Linked DNA regions of Mus musculus: regions 1 and 2 are each linked to region 3. A link is a loop called in an ENCODE intact Hi-C map of the cell type or tissue named here. Cell type or tissue: heart. All regions are shown on one strand.

The links. A loop is a pair of places that touch in the nucleus more often than their neighbours do. Peaks named below come from ENCODE experiments on the same cell type or tissue, not always from the same donor. Only the 100,000 strongest peaks of a DNase experiment are listed, where the experiment ranks them.
Region 1: it touches region 3 in a loop (2.1-fold over the local background); 8 of 42 quality-filtered maps call a loop at or near these places.
Region 2: it touches region 3 in a loop (5-fold over the local background); 3 of 42 quality-filtered maps call a loop at or near these places.

What each region holds. Positions count from the first base shown.
Region 1 is chr16:32,327,338-32,335,337 of GRCm38, reverse strand. Ubxn7 (UBX domain protein 7) reads right to left here and starts at 3,086. Exons shown (of 11, transcript NM_177633.4): 1 at 2,978-3,086. The coding sequence starts at 3,050. In heart, no CTCF peak of the experiment used is centred here; DNase peaks (open chromatin) are centred at 2,537 and 3,127; H3K4me3 peaks cover 2,679 bases; H3K27ac peaks cover 2,304 bases.
Region 2 is chr16:32,274,063-32,282,062 of GRCm38, reverse strand. Smco1 (single-pass membrane protein with coiled-coil domains 1) reads right to left here. Exons shown (of 3, transcript NM_183283.3): 3 at 7,282-8,000. The coding sequence ends at 7,906. It overlaps Rnf168 (ring finger protein 168), which reads right to left and starts at 4,602. Exons shown (of 6, transcript NM_027355.2): 1 at 3,648-4,602. The coding sequence starts at 3,954. In heart, no CTCF peak of the experiment used is centred here; a DNase peak (open chromatin) is centred at 4,572; H3K4me3 peaks cover 3,372 bases; H3K27ac peaks cover 2,070 bases.
Region 3 is chr16:32,426,918-32,434,917 of GRCm38, reverse strand. It overlaps Tctex1d2 (Tctex1 domain containing 2), which reads right to left. Exons shown (of 5, transcript NM_025329.4): 4 at 7,997-8,000; 5 at 5,819-6,162. The coding sequence ends at 6,115. Pcyt1a (phosphate cytidylyltransferase 1, choline, alpha isoform) reads right to left here and starts at 3,997. Exons shown (of 9, transcript NM_009981.4): 1 at 3,887-3,997. In heart, a CTCF peak has its summit at 4,163; DNase peaks (open chromatin) are centred at 637 and 4,037; H3K4me3 peaks cover 2,569 bases; H3K27ac peaks cover 2,030 bases.

The DNA.
Region 1 (8,000 bases), 100 kb after region 3:
GGATTAAAGTCATGTGCCACCACAGGTGAGATGTCGTTTTTGAGATAGGGTCTGACAGTTTAGCAAACTGATGTGGCCTTGAACTCAGAAATCTGCCTGACTCTGCCTCCCAAGGGCTGGGATTAAAGGGGTGCGCCACCATCACCCGGCAGCCCCCATTTTCTAGTCTACATTAATCCTTATTTTTTGGGTGCTAGGTTACCTTTTATCTATTTTTTGGTTTTTGGTTGGTTGGTTTTCTTAAGGGTCTTATGCAGCCCAGTCTGCCCTTGAACTCATTATACAATGGAGGGCAGCCATGAACAAGTACTGAAATTACAAGTATGTGCCACTGTGGTGCTTAGCATTTTGTCTAAGATCCATCCTACAAGGGCCAGGTATGCTTGACTCACTATAAAAGGGGCTGCTCGCCCCTCTGACCCTCTGCCCTCTTGCCTTCTTGCTCTCCCTCTGTCCTCTGATCTACCTCTTCTCGTTCTCCTTGCCCCCCGCCCCCACCTTCTCCATGTGCTCATGGCTGCCCTCTCTACTACTCTTCTCCTCCTCCTCTCTCTCCCCCTCCCTCTCCCTCTCTCTGTCTCTACTACCCTCTCAACTCCCCTCCCCATGCCCTGAATAAACTCTATTCTATACTATACTGGCTTGTCCCCCAGGGTGAAGGGATGCCTCAACCTGGGTCCACGGAGGCACCCCCTTCCCCACACCTGACGACACCTCCACCAAACATCCCTTATCGTTTTATAAACACAATAGTGTTTGCCTTTCATTTTTTTACCTGCTCTATCTTTTTACCTCTTGAATTATTATGACTATATGTGTAAATTTTGTATATATGTAACTAGACACCACAAAACATCACTCTGAAGGATTTTTTTTCTTCTGTACATTTGCAGAAATCATTACCTACAGGGAACTTCAATCTGATCCAGCAACACAGAGGACTAGGCCAAAAACAAGATGTATAGACTAAACTGGCAAACAAATTAGTATTAAATTTATTTCAAGGCATTTTGGGTCCTGAGTATATATTTTGAAAATGTTGCATAAGAAATAATGTGAGAGCTGGGCATGGTGGCACGCCTTAATCCCAGCACTCGGGAGGCAGAGGCAGGCAGATTTCTGAGTTTGAGGCCAGCCTGGATTTCAAAGTGAGTTCCAGGACAGCCAGGGCTATACAGAGAAACCCTGTCTCAAAAAAACCAAAAAAGAAAAAAGAAAAGAAAAGAAAAAAAAAAAAAAGAAGAAGAAGAAGAAATAATGTGAGATTAAAACAATTGAGTTTCCAATTCACAGATGAAAATAAAGTAATAGTAACTTGCCCAAAAATCCTAAGGTTAAATAGTAAGACCTTAAACTATATTTATAAAATCCAAAGAAAGATTAATATTTCTCTGTGTGACTCACTAGATTTTTTTTTTTTTTTTAGGCAAGCAATGTAGCAGTATTAACTTGTATACACAGAAATCTAGTTTCTTTCCATAATGTTGGTTTGGTAAGGCACTGGGAAATCCACATGTTATTATAAATAAAATAACCCCACCACAAAGCTTAACAACATTTCAGTTATCTTACTTTTCACCTCAATTTTATTACAAATCTTGTTTTACCAGCTTTGACATATTTCATGTGACAAGACAGAAAACAACGCATCAGCCACTTAATTATCGTTGCCGAACAAAAAATAAAACTAGCTTCAATTATAAAACTGCAAATAGCATGTATTGGTTAAAATAAAGATCTTACACGTCAGACTCAAGAACACAAACTAGAAAAAAAGAACACAAACTAGAAATATTCTCCGCATCAAACAAATTATTATCAAAGAAAGGATAGTCCTGTTGAGAGGGGGAACTAACTTTCTGACCTCTTTTCAAAATGACAAACTAGAACAGCAAAATCACACTCAGGCACATGGAGTACTGTTCTCTCAAATCACTCCACAGAGAACTTCATCATTTGCTCCGCCCTCTAATAACTCATGCAAAAAAAGTTCAGCACCATCGGAGAGAAACAAGACATAGCGCATTCACAGAATGGCTTAAAGTCTTTCCTCCCGGCGGGTAAGAGAACCTGCGTTTGCCCTTCGTCGGGGTCCGAAGGGAAAGAGAAACCTAGGCCTAAGGTTTCACGGATACTGACACCTAGAAACAGATTTCTCTGCAAGAAGTTTCTGCCGCCATCCCCATTTTATCAGCAAAGACTCGGGCGCCATCGTCTCGATGTTTGGTTTTATTATGAGGAGGTGGGAAAGGCCACCCAGGATTACTTTAGGCCTCACACACACACTAAGCTCAGGGTTCCCCCCCCCCCTATTCCTATGTGAAACCCTCGGTCCCTAAGGTGCCCCTCCGCACCCCTTGTTCCCGGCGGCAAGTCCCCCGGGATGTGTGAAGGCGCAGCAGAACCCACCCGCCTCACCGTTAAAGCGAGACGGCCCTCACACGGCAGGGCCACCGCCAAGGCTCCGGGGGGGCCCAGCGAGGGGAAGGGTAGGCCGGGGCCGAGGGACAGGGACGATGACCTGGCCGGGAAGAGAGGATGGCATGGGGGGAACGGACTGCACCGCCTGGTCCGCGGGCAGCACGATACCGAGAGGAGGTGATGAGGGAGGAAGAGGGCGGTGGCCCGGGTGCGGCCCCCTACTCCTCCGGCCCGCAGGTCCCGGGCCCCTGGCACCGCGGGCTCGGCCCATCCCCTGTACTGGACCGGCTGGGGGCGTGGGGGGCCTGTCTGGGAATAAGGGGAGACCGAATCCAGGGACTGAGGGGCACGCGCGGGGTGGGGGCGGGGGAAACCTGCCTCCCGCCTGAACCGCAGACCCCGGCCGCCGCCGCCGTCGTCGCCTGTGCCTCAGGAGAGGGCAGGAGCTGAGGGGAGAGCCCGAGTGAGGAATGCACCAAGGTGAGGCGAAGCCCGGGACAGCCCCGACAGCCTCCCCGTAGCCGACTCTTCACCTTCCCGTAACCGCGTCTCTTACCGGTGATGGCGGTGAACTGCTGGATTAACCCCTTCAGCGCCGACGACGCCGCGGAGCCCCCGTGGGCAGCCATCTTACCGCCGCCGCCGCCGCCGCGGAACAACAACACAGACACACACGGGGCTCCCTCCCCCACTCCGCGGCGTGCTGTGCGCAGGCGCACTGGCAGGCCCGAAGCTCCGCCCTCTCCCTGTCTGTGCGCGTTTTGCGCAGGCGTACTCTCCGCGAGCCGCCGCTTTGGTTTGAAGCCTGTGCTGCTGGCTGGTAGCTATTCTTTGAAACATTTGGTGCCTTCTCTGAATTCCGGAGATATCCTCCTAAGTACCGCATTGAATCCCAACATCCCAAAGAATCTTCAGACCTGAAATACCAAACTCTTGATGAAACGCTCAGGGTTTCACATAAAGTAGGTATTTTGTTTGGTTTTATGTGACGTTTCTTAAATTCTAAAGTGTAAGTTAATAGCTTAGTAAAAAATGAACCAGTCTATAGTAGACTTTAGTAAATGATTGTTCGCTCTGTTTTTCTTCAACAAATGTCTCAGTATATCTCCCCCCAGGCTCATTCTTACTTTCTAAAGATATTAAATCGGGAGGTTTTTTGGGGGGGGAGTTGTTTTTTATCCTTAAACAAAGATATATGCAGATACAGTAAATAAAATAAAGAGAACACTGGAAAGTGGTCCTGAAAACACCGATAATAGTTACAACTAAAAAAGAACTTGATGAGCCGGGCAGTGGTGGCACATTCCTTTAATCCCAGCACTTGGGAGACTGAGGCAGGCGGATTTCTGAGTTTGAGGCCAGCTTGGTCTACAGAATGACAAGGACAGCCAGGGCTACACAGAAAAACTCTGTCTCGAAAAAAAAACATGATGAAAGGGGCATTAGGAGGGCTGATGAGATGACTCGGCAGTTGAGAGCACTGACTGCTCTTCCCAAGGTCCTCAGTTCAAATCCCAGCAACTACATGGTGGCTCACAACCATCCGTAATGAGGTCTGATGCCCTTTTCTAGAATGTCTGAAGACAGCTACAGTGTACTTACATTTAAATAAATAAATCTTTAAAAAAACAAAAGAAAGAAAAAAGAAAGGGGCATTTAGCTTAGTTTTCATACTTTATTTTTAAATAAGGTAATAGTGTGTAACTTGCACAATTCTAAATACTTATTGCATTGCTGGTGTGTCAACTTGACACAAGCTAGAGTCGTGAGAGAAAAAGGAGCCTCAGGGGAGGAAAAGCCTCCATGAGATCCAGCTGTATTTTCTCAGTGAGTGACCAGTGAAAGTGGGCCCGCCTATGGGCGGTGCCATGCCTGGACTGGTGGTCCCTGCTTTTATAAGCAAGCAGGCTAGCACACCATGGGAAGCAAACCAGTTAACAGCACCCCTCCATGGCCTCTACCTCAGCTCCTGCCTCCAGGTTCCTGCCCTGTTTTTTCAGTGGTTAACAGCAATGTAGAAGTATAAGCCAAATAAACCCTTTCCTCCCCAACTTGCTTTATGGCCAAGGTGTTTCATGACAACAATAGAAATCCTGACCAATTTCAGTTATTTAGGATAGTTTTTATTTATACTTTGATGGTTTCATATATGTTTATCGGGTATCTTGATCATATCCACCTCTACCTCCTTACTCATTTTCCCCTGGACATTCTTACACATCCCTCCCACTTTCACGTGCCCCCACCCCCACATCAACTCCATTGAGCCTAATCCATGAATGCTACCTCCTGGATGGCTGCCTCTTACCAGCTTGATCTTGGGTGGGTAACCGTAACTGCAGTGAGTTCTTGAGTGTAGCAGCCTTGCCATGTCCTAGAGACAGCCCCTCTCCCATCCTCCGACTCTTATGTTCTCTCTGCCCTCTCCTTGTCTTTCCCTGAGCCTTGATGAGGTTAACATAGATGCCACAGTTAGGGCTGAGCACTCAATAGTCACTTTCAGTTCTTGACCAGTTTCTTTTTTTTTTTCTTTCTTTCTTTCTTTCTTTTTTTTTTTTTTTTTTTTTGAGATAGGGTTTCTCTGTGTAGCCCTGGCTGTCCTGGAACTCACTCTGTAGACCAGGGTGGCCTCGAACTCAGAAATCCGCCTGCCTCTGCCTCCCTGGTGCTGGGATTAAAGGCGTGCGCCACTACACGGCTCGCTTGACCAGTTTCAAGTGTTTGTATTCATCACTGGTTAGGCCACCACCGTGGAAAGAAAGCTTCTCTGGCCAAGGCTGAGGGCAGAACTTATTAATGTACATAGATAAGTATTTAGAAGGGAGTTTGAAAGTATATCTAGGCTGGTCGGTGGCAGCTAGTGTTTAATCCCAGTGCTCAGGAGGAAGGAGCAGTTGCATCTCTATGAGTTCGAGGCCAGCCTGCTCTACACAGTGAGTTCCAGGACAGCCAGGGCTACACAGAGAAACTCTTGTCTGGAAAAAAAGAAAGAAAATATGTTCATTTAGCAAAACGACAGTAGTCGATTCCCCAATAAGCCCTATATGACTTCCTAAGTTTTTGACCAAGTTTACATTACATACTTTCCTCCCCATGAAGCAAGCCTCTAGTCAGAAATCAAGTGGTTTCCCCCATGACCTTCATACCAGTAATGCCCCAGTGGATATCTCGCCTGGCAGATCCGTTTTATAGCACTCAGGGCTCCTTGCTGGATAACACCACTAATTGTGTGTGGATCCTGAAGCCCACCCTCCACACTCAGCATACACAGCACCTTCCCACCCTATGAAAGCCGTCAGGGAGAAACTCTTCAGGTCACTTCCAGCTTTTCTGTGTCCTGAAAACAACGTGTGTTGTGCTTTAAGCAAAAAAAAAAAAATTTAATTTTTTTTTTAATGTGTGTATGCCAGTGTGGGTCTGTTTCCATGAGTACATTGTCTGCAGAGGCCAAAAGAAAATGTCAGATACCCTAGAATTAGAGTTACAGACAGTTGTGAGCTATTCAATGTGGGTGCTTAGAACTAAATTCAAGTCCTCTGCAAAAGCAGTCAGTGCTCTTAACTATGGAGCCTCCCTGATAACGGGTAAAACAGTATTCCATGCCGGGCACTGAGATTTTCATTTGATAATTCATGTCTTCTGAGGAAAGTATTGTCCATCCCTGCAAGGCACCTGTGCCCAAACTCCTCCTTTTTTTTTTTTTTTTTTTTCAAAATTATAAAGTTGTGGGTTTCTATAAAAGTTATTTTTTTCATGTGTTCTTTTTTTTAAATATTTATTTATTTTATGTATGTGAGTACACTGTAGCTGTACAGATGTTTGTGAGCCTTCATGTGGTTGTTGGGAATTGAATTTTTCAGGACCTCTGCTCTGAGTCAACTCCACTCACTTTGTCCCTGCTCTCTCCAGCCCGAAGATTTATTTATTATTATACATAAGTACACTGTAGGCTGTCTTCAGACTTACCAGAAGAGGGTGTCAGATCTCATTATGTGTGGTTGTGAGCCACCATGTAGTTGCTGGAATTTGAACTCAAGACCTTCAGAAGAGCAGTCAGTGCTCTTAACCACTGAGCCATCTCTCCAGCCCCAGTACAGTTATTGTTAATTGCATTTAAAGAATGTAAGCATTAGTATACAGCTGAAGACTATTTTACTATTTTATTCAGAATATAAACAAGAGAAGGACCAGCAAGATGGTGCTTGCTCCATGAGTCTGATGATCTGAGTTCAATCTCTAGTCCCCACAAAGGAATGAGAGAACCAAGTCGCTGTGTGGGCTTCAGTGAGATGGCTCAGATGATAAAGGCACTTTCTGTCAAGGCTGATGACCTGAGTTCAATCCCCAGAGCCCACATGACAGAAAAAGAGAACCAATTCCCACAAATGTCTCTCTCCTCTCCTCTTCTCCCCTCCCCTCCCCTCCCCTCCCCTCCCCTCCCCTCCTCCTCCTCCTCCTCCTCTCCTCCTCCTCCTCCTCCCCTCCTCCTCCTCCTCCTCCTCCTCCTCCTCCTCCTCCTCCTCCTCCTCCTCCTCCTCCTCTTCTTCTTCTTCTTCTTCTTCTTCTTCTTCTTCTTCTTCTTCTTCTCTCTCTCTCTCTCTCTCTCTCTCTCTCTCTCTCTCTCTCTCTCTCTCTCTTTCCCTTGTTTATTGGTCTGTTTGAGACAGGTTATGTAGCCCTGCCTGTACTAGAACTCTAGAACTCTGTAGACCGGGCTGGTCTCAAACTCAGAGATCCCCCTGCCCCTGCCCCTGCCCCTGCCCCTGCCCCTGCCCCTGCCCCTGTCCTTGCCTCTCCAGTGTGTTAGGAATAAAGGTATATGCTACCACCACCCAGCTCCACATATTGTCTCTTGACTTCCACATACATGCTCTGTTCCTAATGCATGCACACATGTGTGCAACCTCATATGAATGCACTGGCTCATGCACACACACACACAAATTGATGTGTAAAAAAAGAAAAAATCAAGCCAGAAACACACATTTGTAATAACAGAATTCCTACAGCAAGATGGGAGGCAGAAAGAAAAAACAGCAGACGCTAATGTCTGGAGTACTATCACAACAGAAATGGGAGAGAGCCCCTGACTCAATAAAGCAAGAGGTAATCAACTCCCAAAGCTGGCCTCTAACGCCGGGTTTGGACCTATGTCCGGTTAGTGACATAGGGGATCACTACACGGTAATTCTAGTTCTAGGGGATCCACTACCTTCTGATCTCCATAGCACCAGGCACCCATGTCTTATGTACATACAGACAAAACAGTCATGCACATAAAATAAGTAAATCTAAAAAAAAAATTCACCTTGTCCTCTGACCTCTACATACCTGAGTGCCTGCATACATACACACACAGAGAGTAATATTTTTTTCTTTTTTTTCTTTTTCTTTTTTTTTTTTTTTTTTGAGACAGGGTTTCTCTGTATGGCTCTGGCTGTCCTGGAACTCACTTTGTAGACCAGGCTGGCCTCGAACTCAGAAATCCGCCTGCCTCTGCCTCCCAAGTACTGGGATTAAAGGGGTGTGCCACCACTCCTGGCTCTTTTTTTTTTTTTAATTTTTTTAAAGACGTATTT
Region 2 (8,000 bases), 150 kb after region 3:
GGTGGCTCATGACTTTAATCCCAGCACTCGGGAGGCAGAGGCAGGCAGATTTCTGAGTTCAAGGCCAGCCTGGTCTACAAAGTGAGTTCCAGGACAGCCAGGGCTATACAGAGAAACCCTGTCTTGAAAATACAAAAACAAAAAATATACTAAGAGATTAATGAAGGAGTGAATAAATTGATTTTTAAACATTGAGACAAAGTCTAGCCTCTAATTTGTGATCCTCCTGCCTCAGATTCCTCTGTTGTAATTAGAAGTATTGAGCCACAAACCACCATTCCCAGCTAGGTCTTTGAATTTTCCATTTATCTAACGTTTTGTAGTTTTTCAGTGCTTGAGAATATGATTTTATCTGGAGACAGGATCATCTGGAGGTAATCAATTTAACTATGGTCACTGGGGTGAATCTTCTGCATTTACATTTCAAATGCTATCTCAAAAGTCCCCCATACCCTCCCCTCCCCGGGGTGAATCTTTTAATTATGACTAGTAATCTTGTAAATATGGAACAAATTTGGACACAAAGACAAACATGCACAAATGGGAGATGGTATTAAGACATTCAGAGAAGGGGATGGGATTTTAAAAGCACTGGCTGCTCTTGCAAAGGACCTGAGTTTGATTCCCAGCACCTGCATGGTGGGTGTTCACAACCATCTCTAACTCTAGCTCCAAGAGATCCAACATCCTCTTTGGCCTTGGCAGGCACCAGGCATGTACACAGCGCACAACCATACATCAGGCATAACACTAACACACAGAAGAGACCAAAAAGCTAGAAAGTGGTGTGGAATGTCAAAGGCCTTGGTTTCAGTTTGACTTCTGACCTCCAAAACTATTAGGAAATTTTTTTTTTTTTTTTGTCATATAGTTTGTGGTACTCTGTCATTCTGGCTTTAGGAAACTGATACTCCTCCTGAGTGCAATGATTAAAAGTGTGCACCACCACCAGGGCTGGCTCTACATTTTTTTTTTTAAAGATTTCTTTATTATTATATCTAAGTACATTGTAGCTGTCTTCAGACACCTAGAAGAGGGCATCAGATCTCATTATGGATGGTTGTGAGCCACCATGTGGTTGCTGGGATTTGAACTCAGGACCTTCGGAAGAGCAGTCAGTGCTCTTAACCGATGAGCCATCTCTCCAGCCCCTGGCTCTACATTTTTAAAAGCTAATATGTGTATATGTATGATTGAATCCAAAGCACTCTGCCACTGACCTATATCCCATGCCTACAATTTAGACATTTATTGAAGATTTTAAAGTCCAATAGTACCAAGAAAAATAGTTTAAAGAGTCATGAGGTGGAGCCAGGCATGTGAGACCCTGACTTAAAGCGTTTCTCCCTGAAAGGTAAAGCCCCTAAAACATTCCCCCAAGCTTGTTTTCCCTGATCTCTAAAAATACAGTCAGAAAGAAGCTCTTTGTTCTCTATAGCCAGCAAAAAGCCTTTTTGTTTCTGAGCCTTACAGCCAGAGATGCTATAATTGTAATTTTACCAAGGACACCTGGCAGAGAAGAACTCTCCTCCCAATTCCTCAGCTAGCTGTTAAAAGCCCCCTACTGTTACCGCTCAGGGTTGAACTCCCCTGCCTTGCTCAGCGTGTGGAGTTCGTCCTCAGCTAGCTGAAAATAAAACCTCTTGCAGTTTGCATCAGGTGTGATTTTCTCTCGAGTCTTTGGGGTGCCGGCCAGCTCATCCGGGGACTTGAGCAGAGGCCCAGCTTGGGGGGGGGTCTTATATGCGGGGGCTCGTCTGGGATTTGTGGCCTACCCCAGGTCTTACAGTAACACAGGCCTCTTGTCCTAGCTTGAAGGAAGAAACAGGTAGACTGTTATGATTTCAGGCTAGGCTGGTCTGCACCTCTTTATTTCCATGATCTGGAACCTGTCAATTGTGTTCCTGTGTTTTGCTATGGCAAAATGCATCACATAAATAACTTGAGAGAGAAAAGATTTAGTTTGGCTCGTTCAGAGGTTTGCATTTATGGTTTTATGCCTGTGCAAGGCAGAAACATGATTGTGAAAAAGCTTGGTAGAGGAGAGGTGCCCACTTCAACTGCAGTCAAAAAGCAAACCTGTCACAGGCATTTCCAGTATACTTCCTCCAGACAGGCCTCACCTAACAGCCCAGCTGGGATAAACTTATCAGTGGACTGATCCAATGATGTCGTTAATGCTCTCCATATGGAATCACCTGAGTAATGACAGCTAGAACAAAGCCTTCATCCCACATTACAACTTTAACAATTCCATTTAATGAAAGAGCAATATATTCTGTTGCAGATATGTACATTTAGTTTATCCATCCATTGATGTCACTTGGACACTTCTACCTTTTTGTCCTACTATTTTTATACATTTTACAAGTTTGTACTAATATGTTCTCATATTTCAAAGGCGATTAAGAGGAAGGGCCTTCCTTTTCATATTTGAGCCACCTGAAAACAGAACTATATATTCAAAAAAAATCTTTCAATTGGGTTACAAAAAATTAAATTTTCGCCTTTAACTCAAGCACTTGGGAGGCAGAGGCAGAAGGATTTCTGAGTTCGAGGCCAGCCTGGTCTCTACAGAGTGAGCTACACAGAGAAACCCTGTCTCAAAAAAAAAAAAGAATGCTTACTGTTCTTCCAGAGTACCTGGGTTTGGTTGGTTCCAAGTACTCACATGACAACCTATAACTTTGTCACTCAGTTCTAGTTCTCCTGCCTCTTCTGCACCACATGCACATGAGGCACTTACATTCACACACTCTAAATACATATTTTAAAAAATAAGAAATCTCAAGTTTTCCCTTCCGAAGTATCTGCAATTATTTAATTCTGCTACCTCCACAGATAAAGAATTGTTCTTAAGAACAGTAATAGTGATATTCTAAGACAGGGGCTATTTAGCCATGATTCATTGACAGGACAAATCTGCCCCCCCACTTTTTGTTTTTCATAAAGTTTTATGGAAACACAGGCACTATCTTCATTTACAAAGGGTAATGTAAATTAATGTATTGACTACGGTGGCTTTTGTTCTACAGTGGCAGAGCTCACCAAGTGTCTTCAGTAGACTATATAGTCCACAAAAATACTTACCATTCTGCCCTTATAAAGGGCAACCCTCACTAATACTACTACATTATAAAGGACAGGTGTGTAATAGCACACCTGCAACTCCAGTATTTGTGAGGCTAAGGCTATCCCATGCTACACAGTAATAAAACTGTGTCTCAAAACATGTCTAAAAAAATGTTAAAAAAAAAAAAAAAACCCTAATTCACAGCAGATGAACACAACTTGACCATTACTACACGTGATGTAACTCTGTCCTTGACTTTAACTGATGTGTGGGCAGGGCTTATAAAACCACAAATCCTCACGATTCAGACTATTTAGCCTTCTTTTTCTTTTTCTTTAAATTAGAAAATGATGGTTCGAGCCCTGCGATGGTGGCTCATACCTTTAATCCCAGAACTCAGGAAGCAGAGGTAGGTGGATCTCTGGGTTCGAGGCCAGCCTGATCTACATTGTGAGTTCCAGGACAGCCAGGGCAACACAGAGGAACCCTTTCTCGAAAAGCAAAAACAAAAATGGTTCCCTTTCAAAGGGATTTTGGGCCGTTTTACCCAATAAACATGCTTAATTTTACTTACTGATTTCCTTTGATTCTTGTCCAGAGATTCTAAGCTTGCATTCCTTTGCATAGTGTTTTTGAATAATCTCCCACAGGTCTGTATTGACCAGAGAATTTCTTCGGGTATGGTACCGAGTCCACGAAGAGACCCGGCGACGACAGAAGGGACAGCATAGATTGGCCTTTTCAACAGTGGACTGGAAGCATGGGTTACAGAGCGTGTGGTTGCAAGGTAGGGTTACAGGCTCTAGGAGGATTTCCATACAGATCCCGCACTGACATTCGGCTAAGGAAGGGATGGAGGTTTTAGGTGCAGCCATCTTCATATGCTAATGAGACCTACCCAACGTTAAAATCAGAAAGGGACTAAAGTCGTCTTTCGCCTAATCACGCCCAGAACGGAGAAAAGCAGCGAGCCGTTTGGTGTTTACTCTCACACACAGCAGCGGACTGAGATCCAGAAGGCCTGAGTTCCCACGGGCCCGAGACAAGCAGGAGCTGTGATGTCAGGTCAACAGTTATGCCCTGAGTCCAGCAAGGGAATGAAAGAACGTTCCTCCGGGAGTCGGCGGCCTCGGGGCGGAGAGTGGTTCTGTCTCCCCGCGCCACACAAGCGCTCATCCAGCTCCCCTTCTTACGCGGTGAGGACCCGCCTCTACGCGCGAGGCGGCCGGGCTTGCCAGAGCCGGAAGCCCGGGCACCGCCGCTCCCAGAGCACCCGGTACCGCCCGGAATCCGGGCTCGGGCCGCCGCGGGACTTCCGTCTCGCCGTTGCGGTGGAGGCAGCCCTCCAGTGCCCACGCTCCAGCTTCTGGAACACCTCGCGGTACCCCCCGGGTCCCGAGACCCAGCCGCTCGCACCCGCTGTCCTGCCAATCGGTCTACTGGCCGCGGCCGGAGCAGGTACCCGGGCTCCACGGACGTCACAATTCCCCGCCAAAACGGCACGTCTTCCCCCAAGGAACCGCTCAGTCGGGCGGGACTTCCGGGAGCTGCGTCTGCGTTCCCGCCTAGCCTGCTAGTAGCAACTCCTCCCGCTTTTGGTCGCTCGGCTACTGTAGGCTGCAGAATCTTGCTTACTCAAGTAACTCTCTAAACCAAGATCCGAACAGGAATTTTTGTAATTATTCTTTCAGTATTCTTTAGGCTACCCTTCTCCTAACAAAGCTTTCTAAAGTTCTTAGTGCTAAAAGAAGAAATTACAACAAATTTACCTTAAAGATTTTTCTTAGCATTTATTTGCAACACTAGCATTTTATAGAATGAGCAGCAGATATTGGCCTTATAGACAAGTGACGCTCAAGGAGAGCAGCAACAAAGAGTTACACCTGTGGTTTCAAAGAATCCTTGTAAAGGTTAAATAAGGTGGGGGTGATATCCTTATGGTACTGGCTAAAACAGCAATGTAGAGATTTGGCTGTTATTGCTTTCCCTCTTGTTTTGGGGGTGCTTGGCTTGGGCCCTCTACCCCAGACTTTAGCATGAGTAAATGCCTATTGGGTTTGGTATGTGGAGTCTGAAGAACTCAACAAGAGACCCATTTCTATAATCAATCCCAGCATTTGGGAAGTAGTCACAAAAGGATTATTATAAACTAGCCTTGGCTACATAACTGGTTCCAGGTCAACCTGGGCTATATGAGACCCTTCCTCAATTGGTCAGCTGGTTCCCAAAACATTGCAGGCAGAGGCAGGAGGGTCTCTGTGAGGTAGAGATCAGCCTGGTCTATACAGTGAGTTTAGTAAGAGACTCTGTTTCAAAAAGGAAGGAAGGAAGGAAGGAAGGACCTCTGAACTAGGCATGGACACGTGTGTCTTGTAATTGAGGCATTTAGGTAGCAAAGGCAGAGGCAGAAACAGGAGGACCTGGAGTTGGAGTCTGTGATGGTTTGCATATCCTTGGCCCAGGGAATGGGACTATTAGAAGGTGTGGCCCAGTTGGAGTAGGTGAGTCACTATGGGTGTGGGCTTTAAGACCCTCATCCTAGCTGCCTGGAAGCAGTATTCTGCTAGCAGCCTTCAGATGAAAATGTAGAACTCTCAGCTCCTCCTGCACCATGCCTGCCTGGATGTTGCCATGCTCTGGCACCTTGATAATGGATTGAACCTCTCAATTTGTAAGCCAGCCCTGATTAAATATTGTCATAAGAGTTGCCTTGTGGCCAGGCGTGGTGGCACACGCCTTTAATCCCAGCACTCGGGAGGCAGAGGCAGGTGGATTTCTGAGTTCAATCCCAGCCTGGTCTACAAAGTGAGATCCAGGACAGCCAGGGCTATACAGAGAAACCCTGTCTCAGAAAAACCAAACCAAAAAAAGAGAGAGAAAAAAAAGAAAGAGTTGCCTTGGTTATGGTTTCTGTTCCTCAGATCTGTGACAACTTGGCATTTATACTTCTTTCTGTGTCACAGTCCACTGAGGTCTTCAGCTTCCTTTCTAACGACTTAAGGCCCACAAGCTTGGCAGAAAGTAGCAAGACTGTCCTGGAGCTGTGGCTGAGACACTGACATAGGTGCTGGGAGTGGAACTCTGGTCCTCTGGAAGAACTATACATGCTCTCAGCCACTGAGTCATCTCTCCACCCCTATTATTTCATGCTTTCAATTGATTAATTGCCCTTCAAAAGGCATTCAAAATTCAAAATGTTCAAATTGAGCAAGCAGTCTGACTCTTCCTAGGGAAATATAAAGAAATGTCTGTTTCGCCTAGACAGGGCAAAGACAGACCAAAGAAGAGATTCCAACCAAGTCCAGCGTGGTGAACCAATGAGTTCATTGGTCTTACAGGAGCATGGGTGTGGGTTACTTACAGAGGCATGGATGACTTGAAGGCAAACCATCTAAAATCCCCACCTCCGTGTGGGGATGACCCCCAAAGCTGCACCACTGCATTCTGAACCCCAATCAACTGCCCACCTCCTGTACAGTCTAGCGTCCCACCTCCTGTACAGTCTAGCGTCCCACCTCCTGTACAGTCTAGCGTCCCACCTCCTGTACAGTCTAGCATCCCACCTCCTGTACAGTCTAGCGTCCCACCTCCTGTACAGTCTAGCGTCCCACCTCCTGTACAGTCTAGCGTCCCACCTCCTGTATAGTCTAGCGTCCCTGAAGATTAGGTGTGGCTGGAGCAAGAGTATGTACAGCCTAGGTCTGGGGTTGGAGACTCAGGGGAAAGTAGCATTTCCCTTTTCCATCAACGAGGAAATGGCAGTAGGACTGATCTCATGACCCTGTGCTGTGGCCAATCACAGCTTCTCTGATTCGAGACAATGATGTCATGTCCTGTCTAGAGAAGTTCTACTAGCCAGTGAAAACAATTTCTTTCCCTTTGACTCTTAGATTCTTAGTCCTCTACCCCCACCCCCCCCAAAAAAACCCCACATCACTTAAGTATCACTGCAGAAGTGGATATATCTAAACTTATACACAGTATCCTTTGAAGATATTATAGGTATGCTGGGCAGCCATGGCTATCCAGCACTTGGGAAACAGAGGCAGGCAAATATCCAGGTTTAAAGCCAGCTGAGGCTACAGACACAGAGAAACTATGTCGTGAACAAAAAATTGTGTGTGTGTGTGTGTGTGTGTGTGTATAAAATTGTTTTTGCCCCTTTTTGTATATAACATTATAAATAAAACACCAAATCTGAGTAATGATTCCATATAAATTTCTTTATTATGTATTTGGTGGTATCAGGGATTGAACTCAGGGCCTCATACATACAAAAAAAAAATGTAGCTGGGTGGTGGTGGCGCACGCCTTTAATCCCAGCACTCGGGAGGCAGAGGCAGGCTGATTTCTGAGTTCGAGGCCAGCCTGGTCTACAGAGTGAGTTCCAGGACAGCCAGGACTACACAGAGAAACCCTGTCTCGAAAAACCAAAAAAAAAAAAAAAAAATGTACTCTGGGCTACACCCCAAATTCTACTTCATTATAAAATATTTGCTTCTTTTTCAAATATGGCTACACACACAATGTACATTGTATCCATTTGTCATAATTTCTTTAATGTTCCTTCCACTTTTGCTATAAAATAAGCCTATAAAAATTAAATTATGCATTTTTTTGGTTTTTAAAATACAAATGACCGCCGGGCAGTGGTGGCGCACGCCTTTAATCCCAGCACTTGGGAGGCAGAGGCAGGTGGATTTCTGAGTTCAAGGCCAGCCTGGTCTACAGAGTGAGTTCCAGGACAGCCAGGGCCGTACAGAGAAACCCTGTCTTGGGGGAAAAAAAATACAAATGACCGAGAGTGGAACTGCTGGGTCAAAGGTAACAGGTTAGTCTTTAACTGGGGGCATCAACTCTTTTAGGGGTGCCCTTGAGTTTTCAGGGTCCTGTGCTTGTTTCCCCTTCTCGATGATCTGAACAGCTC
Region 3 (8,000 bases):
GGTAATGACAAGAGAATCAGGAGTTCAAGGTCATTCCCAGTTACTCAGCAAGTTGGAAGACAGCCTAGGCTATGTGAAATCCTGCTTCAAAAAAAAAAGAGAGAGAGAGAGAGAGAGAGAGAGAGAGAGAGAGAGAGAGAGAGAGAGAGAGAGAGAGAGAGAGAGAGAGAGAGAGAGAGAGAGAGAGAGAAGAAAATCAGGAAAAGGAAAACATGCCTAGTAGTGGTAGTGTACACTTTTAATCCCCACACTAGGGAGGCAGAGACAGGTGGATCTCTGTGAGTTGGAGGCCAGCCTGGTATACAGAGCGAGTTCCAAGACAGCGGAGGTTACCCAAAGAAACCCTACCTAAATTTAAAAAAAAAAGAAAAAAGAAAGAAAGAAAGAAAGAGAAAAGAAAAGAAAAAACATTACTCTGAAAACAGACTTCATGAGGTTCCATTATACCACAAAAAAGAACCCTGTTCTGTGACCATAAAGTAAGCAAATAATCACATTCAAGGTAGATCTCAAATACAAAACCAAACCCACCCCTTTCTTAAGAGTCATACACTTCTCATTTCTCAAGTATAGAGCAAACCCCATGTCCCTATTTTTAGCAGCCCTCGTGTCAAGAGCGGTTAGTAAACAGCTGTGGCTGTGATGTAACAGCTTTGCAGACCAGAAGGAGAGGGCTCCCCTCGTTCGCTGGCACTCACCCTAGTTCAAACGAAGAAAGCCTCAAACGAATACAGTTTTTAACTTGTGGTTCTGACAGTTAACCAGAAGGAGTGAGGTGGGGTGGGGGTGGGAGGATGCCCTGCTGTACACCTACCTAGAAAGTGAAATTCAAAACATAAACAACAATAATTCAATTATTTAGGAAATCTAAACCTAAAATAAGTATATGGAATAATCCTACTGGTTGTTTGACCATGCTCCAGTGAGTCTATGGGTAACACAAAGCTGACCTTTTTTTCTATCCTTTTTCTCAGGGAGGTCACAAGGGTAGCAGTTGGATTGGGAAGACTGGGATGTGAACGTGATGGCGTTCATTATGTGAAACTCCCAAATAACAAATAAAAATATTATGTTGGAAAAGAAAAGAAATAATCCTTCCCATAATCAGAGTGAGTTAGTGTTAACATCAGGAAAAGCAGCCTGGAACCCAGTGAGACCATGTTCCTTATGAGGAGGTCCTCAAGAACGACAAACTCTCCATATTTATACAAGGAGAAATCATAAGCTCATTCTCTCTCAATAAAGTCACCATACTGGTTCTCACTGAGGCTGGCCTCAAACTCTCTATGCAGCCAAGGAAAGAGTTCAAGGATGGCCGTGAACTTGTGATCCTCATGCCTTTACCACCCAGCTGCTGAACGTACAAGCCTGTACCATCATACCCAGCCATTTTGCTAGCTTGCTTTGAAAGAAATCGGCAAATCAGCCTTGGTTTAAACCCCAAATTAAAAACAAAAACAAACAAGCACAAGCGAAAAACTAGCCAATTCCCTAGAGAAGTGAAGTTGAAGCAGGTTCTCTTCTAGTTCCTTCTGGTTGTGTAAAATATGTGTCAAGTACATAAGCATTAGTCCTAAAGGTGTAACTGGTCAGGCCAGAATAGTCCTCCAAACCCTCAGCAATTTCCACTTAAGAACCTTTCTGACTCTTCATTCCCTATTGTAAAGTGTACAGTGAGAAGGGTGGCTATTAGGTAGGTAACCAGATTAATACACTGTAGTGAAGTTAAAACAGCCCAGGCTAACCTAGGATTCACCATCCTCCAGCCTCAACTTCTCAAATGATAGGATATATACAACCACAGCTAGCTTTCAAATTCCTGTTACCATTGTTTTGTTTTGAGATATTCATTCTCATTCATTCTCTCTCTCTCTCTCTCTCTCTCTCTCTCTCTCTCTCTCTCTCTCTCTCTCTCTCTCTCTCTCTCCTGACTGTCCTGAAGCTTACTATGGAGAGCAGGCTGGTCTTTAAAGGTATGTTCTACCATGCCCTATCCCAGTATCTTTTTTTTTTTAATTTTTTTTAGACAAAGTCTTTCTATGCAATCCTGGCTGTCCTGATACTCCACTTGCAGTTGAGGCTGGCCTTGAGCTCAGAGATATCCCTATCTGTACCTCCCAAGTGCTGGAATAAAAGACATTTGGTACCACACCTGACCCAATACCTTTTTAATAGCAATCCTATTTACTTGTAGACTCTCCAACCATAAAGATTGAATAGAATATGAAGATCTATCTCTCCCTACTTCTATTTTATTCTTAGCAAACTGTTTTCTGGGTTTGCAGTTTTGCTCTTAAACTGTGTTATCCTCAAAGTTTCTCCTTCCTCAATGCCTATTCCTGGCAGTTTCTCCACAACAAACGCCTATATCCTTATTGCTTCTATAACTATCACCATCCCTATTTCAATATAGCTTTTGGCTCTCCCAACAAAAATTGTGTTTTAGTCCTCAATCATAACTAGCTATCTTGATTACGGTCAAATAGCTTTCTCCAGTTAAGGCCATCTGTTGGAGCCTGTGGCCAGCACAGGTCCCAGTTCCTAACTCACTCTACACTTACTTCTCTGCAGTTCCTTAATCATAGAATCATTACAGAAAGAAAAACCTCAAATAATCCAAACCCACTACTTCTCAAACTAAAAAAGCAACAACAGCAAAAAGCTAGACATGGTGGCATGCACCTTTAATCTTGAGGCAGAGGCCAGGAGTCTCTGTGAGTTCAAGGCCACCCTGGTCTAGATGGTTCCAGGTCAGTGGCTATACATAGTGAGATCCTGTATTAATGCCTCAGAGCCAGCACTGGTGAGGCAGAAATAGGCAGATCTCTGAGTTCAAGGCCAGCCCGGTCTACAGAGGGAGTTCCAGGACAACCAGGGCTACATAGAGACACCTTGACTTGAAGAAACAAACTCACAAGCAAGAGCAAAGAAACAAAACCAAAACACTTTAAGTCCACCAAAATTTTTAAGCCCAACTGAAAATACTTGTCTCAGCCTCCTGGGTGTCTGAATTCTAGTTGTGTATCACCACACCCAGTTTTCAAACTTTAGCTCGTTTACTGCATACGTAGTAAGATGTAGGAAGCTAACTTTATAGCATCATTGCAAACACACCTGAAACCTATTTTATAAATCCTTACTATGTGAACACAGCGGGGATTTCTATTGTAGACCAGTTGTCTGTATTTAGTTAGTTGCCATCCAACTAAACTGTCTTCACAGCCCAATAGTAAACTGGGACTCAGAGTTGGGTGGCATAATCCAACTCTGAACTTTCCGCTTACTGACGAAGACACTAGCTCAGTGGTGAACTAAGTTTCTCACCCACGGAAGTTTGCCCGTAAAATTCAAACTCTGGTCTGGTCTCACACCAGTGCGGTTTCTTCGTAAGACCTGTGCCGGGTGGGTCCCTCGCTCATTCACTCACACTTTGTACACAAACACAAGTGCAAAGCACCACCCCCAATTCCTGATCTTACATTCTCCTCCAAGTCAGCCCTCAAAGTCGCTGCTTGTCGGTGAGCGCGCCCTCGCAGCCGCTGCTTCATGGTCCCTCGGATCAATCCCCTCAGTCACTATCCATCGATCAGTCAGTCCCCGGGTAGTCACTGCTGCATACTTACTCGGTCATGGTCCCGTCGCAGCCTCTGCCTCGTGCTCTCCGAGGTCAGAGTCCCTCGCATTTACTGCTCCGGGGGTCACAGACCCCTCACAAGCGGCCACCCCTGGGTCACAGTCCTCTTGGCTGTCATTGTACCTCGGTCACAGTAGCCTCCTGCTTCACACTTTCCCTAGCTGTCACTGGCCCACTCTTCAGTCGCAGCCCCCTCACGCTCCCAGCCCGCCTTTGTCCTCGCAAAGCACCCACTACCCGGAGTTTCCTTACCTCAACTCCTCCAGGCTCCGGTCCCCCTCGGATCCCTTCCCCGCGCCGCGTCACCGACTAGCGAAGTCAAATGGGTTGCGGGGAGACGCCCGGGAAACATCTGACCGGACTGCGGACCGGAAGTCCCGCCTCCCGCCCGCCCTCTTGTCAATGCCACCTCCGCATTCCTGAAAACCACAACCTGACAGAGTAGTTCCGCTTCCAGAGGGGCCGGGCGCGTGGGGTGACTGAGCCGAAGCGCTGGAGGCAGGCGCGGGGTCGGCGGGCTCGGAATTCCGGATGTGTGGCGCCTCCTGCCGCCGGTCTCCCGGCGTCCCCTGCGCCCGCTGCCCCTCGCCTTCTCCGCAGGGCTGGGGCTCCGATGTCCGACCTCCCCGAGGACTTCGAGCCCGCCGGCTCGGTCAGGCGAGCTCGGGTCTGAGCTCATCCTCTGTCTGCCAGTTATTCGGACCTGGGTTGACTCATCAGAAAACGAGCCTAGAAATCGACCCGGGAAGTAGTGGAGCAGGAGTAGAGGCGAGGGCAAAAATGCACAGACAAGGAGGCTGTAGTCTAGGGAACGAACTTCCTACGGTGAGCTTTTGGGGGATTTTGTTTGGCCGAGTCCCCCCCCCCCACACACACACACACACAACACACTTCTAAGATTTTGTGTGTCCACGGAGGCCATAAATGGGGTGACATGTCTTGGAGCTAGAGTTAACGGGCCTTTGTGAATACCTGGGTGCTGGGACCTGAACTCTAGTGGGTTTTGTTTTTTTTGGTTTTTTGGTTTTTTGTTTTTTGTTTTTTGTTTTTTTTTTTTTCGTTTTTTCGAGACAGGGTTTCTCTGTGTAGCCCTGGCTGTCCTGGAACTCACTCTGTAGACCAGGCTGGCCTCGAACTCAGAAATCCACCTGCCTGTGCCTCCCCAGTGCTGGGATTAAAGGCGTGCACCACCACTGCCGGGCTAATTCTAGTCTTAATTGAACAGTAAGTGCTTTTAACTCTTAACCACTGAACTCTCTCTCCAGACTTTTTGAGGGGAATTAAAAGTAACTATCAGACATGGCCTTTACTGTTGCCGAGACTGGCCTGGACCTTACTATTTGTCCCATGCCGGCCTTGAATTTGCAGTGGACCTCCTGCCTCAGACTCTAGAGTGCGGTCATTAGCCGCCACACCCTGTGCAATTCTGTAGCTGTAAGGCAAGTGGGAAGAAAACTCTACAGGAGAAAGATGGGGGGGGTGGGGGTAGACTTTTATGTATTTGTTTGCATTTTTTACTTGAAGATAACTGAGAGGAAAGAGGATGGGTGAACTTGTGCATCTGCTGAGGTGCTTCTAAGGAGAAAAATGATTAAAAGCTAGCACACACACTTAAGTTCAAATAGGTATTTGGACTTGGCAGATAAAATGCCCCCAAAAAAGGACTTCGTAGCTGGAGGAGACACCAAGGGCCTCTCTGGGGAAGATGGGCATCACAAAGGTAGTAGTTTAGACTGTAGCTAACATAGAAACCTAGGAATCTTTTTATGGTGGTGGTTATTTTCTAGACAGGGTGTCTCTGTATAGAGCAGGCTAATGTATAATTCACAGAGATCCACCTGCTTCTGCCTCTTGGGTGCTGGGATTAAAGGCGTGTGACAGCACCACCTGGCTGAAACTCCTTGCTCTACTTTCATGTACACTTGAAATTTCTCAGACCCTGTCACTAAACAAAAGGGATATACCTTTAAGCAGTGAGCTGTGTAAACCATAGGGTAGTCAGCCAATAGCTGAGCACAAATAACAGGCCAGAAGAAACGAAAGCAACAGTACAAAGAAAGTAAGTTTTTATAATGGTGCAAAATTTGAAATTAGCCCCTTGATAAGGAAAGGTCAAAATTCAAATGGTATAACCTAATGATATAAATGCAGCTATTATGAAAGTCATAAAAACTATTCATGACATAAGGGGTGAAAACACACAATTTATTTTATAAATATTTTTTTACATCTTATAAGGAACAATGAATAGAAAATATACCCAAGTATCTAGTCATCTGACATATTAAAATGAATTTTCCCCTTTTTCTCTATATTTTCCAAATGTAGAAAGGGCAGAGATAACATAATAAAATCAAGCCATTTAAACATATACAACTTAACAGATTTTAGGTACCAAAGTGCCAACTTGTTTTTATTTGGTCAGGAAATTTAACAATATAAAAAAGTTAAGGTTCCTTGAAGTCACACTTCCCAACGATTCAATAGTAGAAACACCCAAATGCTGCCACCACACAGAATAAGCTGTCCTACAATGAAAAAGACAGAAAACAGAAATCCGCAGGGTTAGTGCTAATGAGAAAGTAGGCCAAGCTGGCCACTGAAACTGACACACACTAGATCCTTGTCAATTTTCTTTTTTCCCTTTGTCTTCAGGGAATCTAGCTATGTAACACAAAAGGCTTCAAACTTGGAATGGTCTTCCTGCCTCAGCCTCCCACGTGTAGGGATTGCAGGTGTGACCCTCTATATCCTGCCAACTTACTTTGCTCAGGGTTTCAGTTAGGTCCTGAGCCCATACAGAACTGAATGGACGAAGAATGTGGGCGATGTTAATGAAAGACACAGATGTCACAGGCCTCCAAATAAGGCTGAGCACTTAACTAGACAGGTACGACTAAGCTCCAGAAAGGACTTCTTGGTCTCCTTCCCAGCCCTGTTTCTCCCTGTAGCTGCTGCCTGGAGAGGAGATGTAACAACCTTTGAAAGATCTCCGGTTGTCTGAATAAACTACACAGATTCAATTCCTGTCTCTGCTCATTGGCACCTGTAAGCAGCCAGGCACAAGGAGCTCTGTGTCTCCAGTTACTTTACTTCCTTTTTTTGTTTGTTTGTTTTTGTTTGTTTTTTGTTTGTTTGTTTGTTTGGTTTTTCGAAACGGTTTCTCTGTGTAGCCCTGGCTGACCTGGAACTCACTTTGTAGACCAGGCTGACCTCGAACTCAGAAATCCACCTGCCTGTGCCTCCCTAGCGCTGGGATTAAAGGTGTGCACCACCACGCCTGGCTACTTCCATTTTATGATTGCTTGTATTTTTCTTTAGTTTTGAGAAGTGACTTTAAGATAAATAGATGATTTTATTATTGAAAGTTTTGTTTATAGAATCTTTATCCAGATTCTTAGGTAGCTCAGTGAAATGTGATATGTTCCAATGAACAGATAGTTCTAAACTAATGTTAATTATTACTCTTACAAGGACTGTCAGGACTGGATTTTGGAACATAGTGATTTATGGGGGTGGTTATGATGGTTAATCTTCACTGTCAACTTGACAAGGTTTAGATTCACCTCAGACACACTGCTCAGCAAGTCTGTGGGAGTCTACCTGGAGAGGTTTAACTGAGGAGGAAAGACCGGCCCTGAACACGGGCAACTTCCCACGGCCACAGCTATAAAGCTCCTGCTGCCAGGCCTCCCTCACAAGAGCAGACTCTGCAGCCTGAACTGGAAGGCATCTGCAACCTTTCCTTGGTTTTGTTTTGTGTTTTTGGTTTGGTTTGGTTTGGTTTGGTTTGGTTTGGTTTGGTTTTTCCAGGCAGGGTTTCTCTGTGTAGCCCTGGCTGTTCTGGAACTCACTCTGTGAAGCAGGCTGGCCTTGAACTCAAGATACCTCCTGCCTTTGCCTCCAGAGTGCTGGGATCAAAGGTATGCACCACCATAGCTGGCTACTAACGGTAATCTATAACACTGTAAGCATGTACACATGTTATTAGAAGACACTTTATCATTGTTCGGCTTACGTAGAAATGTCTATGAATTCTGTTTGTAGTTTTTCACAATTAAATAGTAAAAATTAATATAAAACCACTGATGCCGGACAGTGGGGCACATGACTTTAATTCCAGCACTAGGGAAGCAGGCGGATCTCTGAGTTAAAGCCAGTGTGATTTATAGTCCCAGGACAGCTAGGGTTATCCAGAGAAACATTGTCTCCACCCACATACCTCCCCCACAAAAAACACACCTTATCCAGAAGTCTAAGAGATGTCTCAAAAATAGTTTCCTCAAATTTTAGCAGTAGACTGGTGTTGAATGGCCATATGTCTCCAGGAAGAAGACATGGAGGAGTTTCCCAAGGACTTACGTTC